2 separate regions of the Homo sapiens genome follow, and region 2 is linked to region 1. A link is an interaction called in ENCODE POLR2A ChIA-PET data of the cell type or tissue named here. Cell type or tissue: MCF 10A. All regions are shown on one strand. Each heading gives the region's core, and the rest is flanking DNA. Links, peaks and the distances in the headings are about the cores only. Region 1 overlaps AKT1 (AKT serine/threonine kinase 1). Region 2 overlaps PLD4 (phospholipase D family member 4).

Region 1 (2,892 bases), core at 1-2,500:
GTGTATTATGTTGTTCAAATGCATTTTGGGGGTTTTTAATCTTTGTGACAGGAAAGCCCTCCCCCTTCCCCTTCTGTGTCACAGTTCTTGGTGACTGTCCCACCGGGAGCCTCCCCCTCAGATGATCTCTCCACGGTAGCACTTGACCTTTTCGACGCTTAACCTTTCCGCTGTCGCCCCAGGCCCTCCCTGACTCCCTGTGGGGGTGGCCATCCCTGGGCCCCTCCACGCCTCCTGGCCAGACGCTGCCGCTGCCGCTGCACCACGGCGTTTTTTTACAACATTCAACTTTAGTATTTTTACTATTATAATATAATATGGAACCTTCCCTCCAAATTCTTCAATAAAAGTTGCTTTTCAAATTTTTGGCTCACTTTGCTGGGTGGAAGAGTGGGTGGCCAGGGAGGGAGTGGGGAGTCCTGGGAGGGAAGCAGCATCCTCAGAGCAGCTGGTCCTCCCCAGCTCCTCCTGGTGGGCACCGCCACCCCAACAGGTTTGGGGACAGGCTGTGTGGTGGGCCGAGGCGGGAGTATACAGGCCTGTTCCCAGGGGCAGCCTCCCATGGAAGGTGTTCCACCCCCATCTCCAGAGGCCTGGCCTGAGGGGAGATGGGAGGCCCTGGCTGGCCCTGCCCCCGTTGGGATCCACCTCTTCTTCCCTTGACCCCACCCAGCTTCACCCCAGCCATGAAGGAGACCATTGGACCACGTGGCCATCTGCCCCCCAGCCCCAGGTGCTGTTCCCCTGGGTAGGGCAGTGAATGAGACAGACCACCAGGAAGGACAGATAGGGCAGGGCCCAGAGTTGGGGCCAAGGTCATGGCCTGGGCCACGGTGGAAGTAAGGCTGGGAGGCCTGAGTGGCCTGTTCGAAGCTGGACAGAGCGGGAGGAGGGGCTGCAGGCGGTGGGAGGAGGGGCTGCAGGGGGCGGGAGGGGACAGGCTGGGGCCCAGGTTACCCCAGAGCACTACATCGAGCTCTGAGCCGGAACAGCCTGCAGAATGTGCCGGTGCTGCCACCTGGTGGACGCCTGCCGGAACCGCGCCCTGAGCCAGGAGAGGAGTCCACTGCCGAGCAACTGACAGCGGGTTGGCGACCAGGTTCCGGGTGGTTGGGTGACCAGCACGAGCCAGGGGCCTGGAGCTTCAGCTTCCTCATCTCTCAAATGGACTCCCCGTAGGTGTGGATGGTTGCAGAGTCAGGCCCCTGGCGATGGCAATTGGCCCCTCTCTAAGGCATTCCCAGGGGTGCGTGGCTGCCCTCACTTCCACTGGAGGGGGTGCCCCATAGGGAGCACAGGCTGGCGAGGATGTTCTGGGTCTGTGGGAGCCAAGAACAGCCACATCTGGAGCAGCCCGAAGCTCTCCTCTGGGTGATCCCTTATTGCTTCAGTTCTAACAGGCCGCAAAACTGATACCGCTTTTCGGGAAATACACGAAACATGACACAGTAAATGATGTTCCGAGGGTGAGAGGCATCTGGATTTCAGATCTATCAATAATGTGACTCTTAGAAACCAAAAAATACAGCAATGCCCTTCCAATATCCACAAACTTTGAGCAAAGCATTGCTGAAAGTAACCAAGGTATGGAAATGGTCAGGCAGACGCAGCATCTCCCAGACAGCCCGGCTGAGAAGCATGGGCTGCTTCTCCCAGCACGGCCCCCTCTGACAATATAGGATTGCCTTAGGGCCATTTCTTACCTTTTTTATGGTAGAGATAGGGTCTCGCTATGTTGTTCAGGCCGGTCTTGAACTCCGGGCCTCAAGTGATCCTCCTGCCTTGTCCTCCCAAAACGTTGGGATTATAAGGTGTGAGCCACCACACCTGGCCTCTTAGGGATAGTTCTATAGTCCAGAGAGAGAGAGGCTTCAACGTCATTGGCATTAATACAGACATGACCCTGTGTTATGTCCCCGTTACAAGTGGCTGAGGACCTAACAAAATGAACGCAGAAATGGAGACCCTCTGAGAATTTCCCGACCCTCCTAGCAGCCCCAGACAGAACCATCTACAGCAGGAGGCAGCATCCCAGGAGTGGGGTGGAGGGTGTCAGTGAGGGGTGAGATGTGCAAGGAGATGCACATCTCAGAGAGGAAACTCCAGGAGGTGCAGGTGCCCTTGCAAGGGGCAGTCCAGTCCTGGCCAGCGAGGCCAGAGCGGGTGGAGAGGGCCAGGATCCTGCAGCCCCAACAGGGCCTGCCGAACAGCGAGGGCTGTCTGGAGAGGTTGTAACAGGAATACGCCAACCAAGAGGAAGCTCTCCTTCCTGTGTCAGAGGTACCCCGAAGGAAACAATGCATAAAGTGTCCATTTCCAAGACAAAGTGCCTAAAATCAGCTTAGGTCAGCAAACTACGGAAGCAACAGGATATACTAGGCCCCTGCTTGGATAGCCAACGCCTGTTTGTCACCGCCAGCCCCCGTCCCTTAGTTTCCCTCACCTGAACCAAAGTTTAGTCTAAAATGAAAGTTTACTAGCCTCCAAAATAGCTCGCTTTGTCTGTTCGTATCAGCCTGCCCAGCTACTTAGGTCAGAAGTCAAATATTTGAAGAGCCCCTGAGCTAACTAGGATTGCAATGCATTGTGGGCTGCAACAGAATGCAGCAAGACAACTCTAAAGAAAACACCTAAAGCCCCTGCCCAACAACCAATAGGTGACGTCCAGGAAGGTTGTGACCCCATAGTACTCAGCCTATGAAGAACCGGGGGAGGGACCTGCACACTAGGGGATAAATTGCTTGTTGAAACTGTGCTGGGTGTGCCAGCTCATCAGGCACCCAATCTTGCAAGACTATCATTAAAAGTCTCACTTTTGCTGTTCTCCGGTCTCTGAGGTCTCTGAGTCCATTCTTCGGGTGTGGATGGGTGAGTTTGTTTCTCACATGCCCA
Region 2 (2,892 bases), core at 251-2,750, 170 kb before region 1:
AGCCCTCCTAGAACATAGTTGGCAGGCCAAGAGAGCAGGCCAAGTGCTCTGAGACACATTCAGGTATAAGGCCAAGAACCAGGGAGCAAACCCACACGTGCAACCCTGGAGGGCAGAGCTTAGTCTGGGATGATATCGGCTTCTGAGCCAGGTGTTGCCACGAAGCTTTTTGCCAGATGGTTACTGAGGAGATATGGAGCATGAATGAGGGATAGGAAGCCACAGGGAGCAGCCACTGCAACTGCCAGAGCTTGGCTTGGCCAAGTGCAGCTCACACACAAAGCAGCCCCCAGAAGCTCCTGAAGGCCTTGCAGGGCTATGTGGATCCCTATCCCCCTGCAGCATCTGCAGCAAGCTTTTCACAAGCTTGGGCAGGGAGGCAGGATGGGTGTAGGAGATTTCTGCACAGACAGAATGCTGAAGTCTAAGGTGTCCTTTAGATGGGGGAAGTATGAGGTCACTAATCGAACAGAAAAGTAACTTGTACTGTACCTGAGATGAACTTTGCTAGCTTTCCCCAAAGCAAAGAGGGAAGAGGAAGATATGGCTGAGTTCACAGTGTGGCAGGGACACAAATGTAGGAAAGAAAAAAGTAGAGAAGGGTAGGAAAAGGAGAGAAGTAGAGAAGGGTAGGAAAGTGGTGCCTCAAGACCGGGAGAGCATTCGGGGCACCCTGGGGTCCATTCAGCATCCAGTGCTCCTTCATACCGCTGAGCCATCCCTGAACTCCAGCCTAGCATGGCCCCATGGACCTCCACCAGGGGAGGGTACCCTGTGGTCTTGGTCAGGAACCATCAGGTGAGATAAGCCAGGGTGTTTTGAGAATCCTTCTGACCCAGCATTCATAGCAGAAGAGTGGGAACTGAGTTGCCAAACCTGGGTTCAAATCCTGCATCTGCAGGACAGGTGCCCAGGTGGCTCCCAGGATAGGGTGAGTTCCAGTGGAGCTGCATCCAAGTCCTGGTCTCAGACTGGAGTCACCTTCCTGCCCTCCAGCTCAAATGCTGGTCCTCTCAGCCCCATCCACCAACCCTGGGCACTGCATCCCCAGGACAAGCCTGCCCCCACATGCTTGGACCCACCCTGCACAACAGCCCACAAACCACACAGCCTTGTGCACCCCTACCCTCGCCCGCCTGTCTCCCCAGCCCGCACGCAGGACCTGTCCCCTCAGCCGCGGGTCCCCTCCCGCCCTCCCCGTCCCCTCAGCCCCGGGTCGCCTCCCGCCCTCCCCGTCCCCTCAGCCGCGGGTCCCCTCCCGCCCTCCCCGTCCCCTCAGCCGCGGGTCCCCTCCCACCCTCCCCTCACTCAGCCCCGGATCGCCTCACATCCTCCCCGTCCCCTCAGTCGCAGGTCCCCTCCCGCCCTCCCGGTCCCCTCAGCCCCGCTCCCCTCCCGCCCTCCCCTCACTCAGCCCCGGGTCGCCTCCCGCCCTCCCGGTCCCCTCAGCCGCGGGTCCCCTCCCGCCCTCCCTGTCCCCTCAGCCGCGGGTCCCCTCCCACCCTCCCCTCACTCAGCCGCGGGTCGCCTCCCGCCCTCCCGGTCCCCTCAGCCGCGGGTCCCCTCCCGCCCTTCCCTCACTCAGCCGCGGGTCGCCTCCCGCCCTCCCTGTCCCCTCAGTCGCAGGTCCCCTCCCGCCCTCCCGGTCCCCTCAGCCCCGCTCCCCTCCCGCGCCGCCCCTGTCCGGCGCCGTAGGAGCTGCCCCCTGGCGGTGGGTGCGCGGCGCTGCGCCTTGGTCTGCGTTTCCTCCGCTGGAGTCCCGGGCGTGGGCTCCGCGCCTCTCGCTTCCCCCGGCAGCCTCGGGGCGGGAATTTGGGTTCCGGAGCGCGGCAGCCCGGCGCGGGGTGGGAGGTGGAGGGTTCGCTCCGCCTGGGAGGCCCGTCTGGTCCCCGCCCCGCCCCGCCCCAGGTTCTCGCGGACCCGGGGCTAGCTGAGGCGCTGCCACGGCGGTCGCGCGGCGCAGTTTCGCAGGGGCGGGCGCATAGAGGCGGGCCCTTGGCAAGAGGATGAAGGGCCGCCCGCGCGGGACTCACACAGAGGCACCGGGAAGCCACGAGTTTTTTTTAGGCCTGGCCTGTGGGCCAGGAGTCAGGGAAGGGGCTTCCTGGAGGGCTCCCTGGAGGAGGTGGGGCTCAGGGGGGGCTGGACTCGGAAATCAGAGAGCAGGCGGGCGGTTTGCGACGCCCGGGCGGTCGCAGGCGGCTCCTGGCGCAGTGCGGACCCGGGCTGCTTGCGGGAGGAAGCGGCTGAAGCCCAGGCCGGGGTCAGAGGGGAGGGCGCGTGCGGGGCGGGGTCGCCGAGAGAAAAAGAGGCCCCCCTCAGCCCTGCCAAACGCAGTCCTGGCCCGGAGCCTGTCCGTCCAGGCCGACGGCGTAGCGCGAACTCCAGTCCCGCTCAAAGAGCTGCCGCAGCTGCTCCTGCACCGTGGCCCCCGCGGGCTGCGCGCCAGGGCTCTGGGTGACCACCAAGCCCACCCCCGCCGTGCTGCTGAAGTAATCCTCCGACCAGTTGGAGGTGCCTGCGGGGAGGATGGAGGAGACACTGGGGCGCCGGCTCCCACAGGCCCCTCTGCAGCCCGCTCAGCGCCAGGCCCGGCTACGGGTTTGGGGACGGTTGGCAGCTGGCCCCTCCACTGTCATCAGACTCCAGCCGGGGAAGCCCCTCGCTTAGGTGCGGGAGGGACAGCTGGTCGCGGTAGAACTCCACCTTCATCACTTGGGGACAGGCGTCCTGACTCAGTGTTCTGGGGCCCTGTGGGGCCAGGTGACAGGCGGGTGGCCTGGTCCCCGGAACTCCATGGAGACCCCGTCCCCCTTCAGCAGCAGCCCCTCCCTCCTGAGGTGTCCACGCCGGTCACAAAGCCAGTGCCTCCCTCGCCCGTGCCTGGCCACC

What was found. Peaks named below come from ENCODE experiments on the same cell type or tissue, not always from the same donor. Only the 100,000 strongest peaks of a DNase experiment are listed, where the experiment ranks them.
Region 2: POLR2A ChIA-PET joins it to region 1 with 6 read pairs; 1 of 35 experiments calls an interaction of 5 or more read pairs at or near these places.

The regions. Positions count from the first base shown.
Region 1 is chr14:104,766,819-104,769,710 of GRCh38, reverse strand. It overlaps AKT1 (AKT serine/threonine kinase 1), which reads left to right. Exons shown (of 15, transcript NM_001382430.1): 15 at 1-362. LOC102723342 (a long non-coding RNA gene) reads right to left here. Exons shown (of 3, transcript XR_429419.5): 1 at 2,814-2,892; 2 at 1,704-1,847; 3 at 295-1,319. It overlaps LOC107987209 (a long non-coding RNA gene), which reads left to right and starts at 2,762. Exons shown (of 3, transcript XR_001750915.3): 1 at 2,762-2,868. RefSeq lists enhancers at 865-1,159, 1,062-1,613, 1,614-2,164. In MCF 10A, for the core only: a CTCF peak has its summit at 1,017 (motif pointing left); a DNase peak (open chromatin) is centred at 1,010.
Region 2 is chr14:104,932,391-104,935,282 of GRCh38, reverse strand. PLD4 (phospholipase D family member 4) reads right to left here. Exons shown (of 11, transcript NM_138790.5): 11 at 2,047-2,518. The coding sequence ends at 2,319. Among named protein-coding and RNA genes, the nearest start is that of PLD4, 9.0 kb to the right of the region's middle. RefSeq lists a silencer at 1,617-2,076 and an enhancer at 2,081-2,892. In MCF 10A, for the core only: a CTCF peak has its summit at 1,721 (motif pointing left); a DNase peak (open chromatin) is centred at 1,742.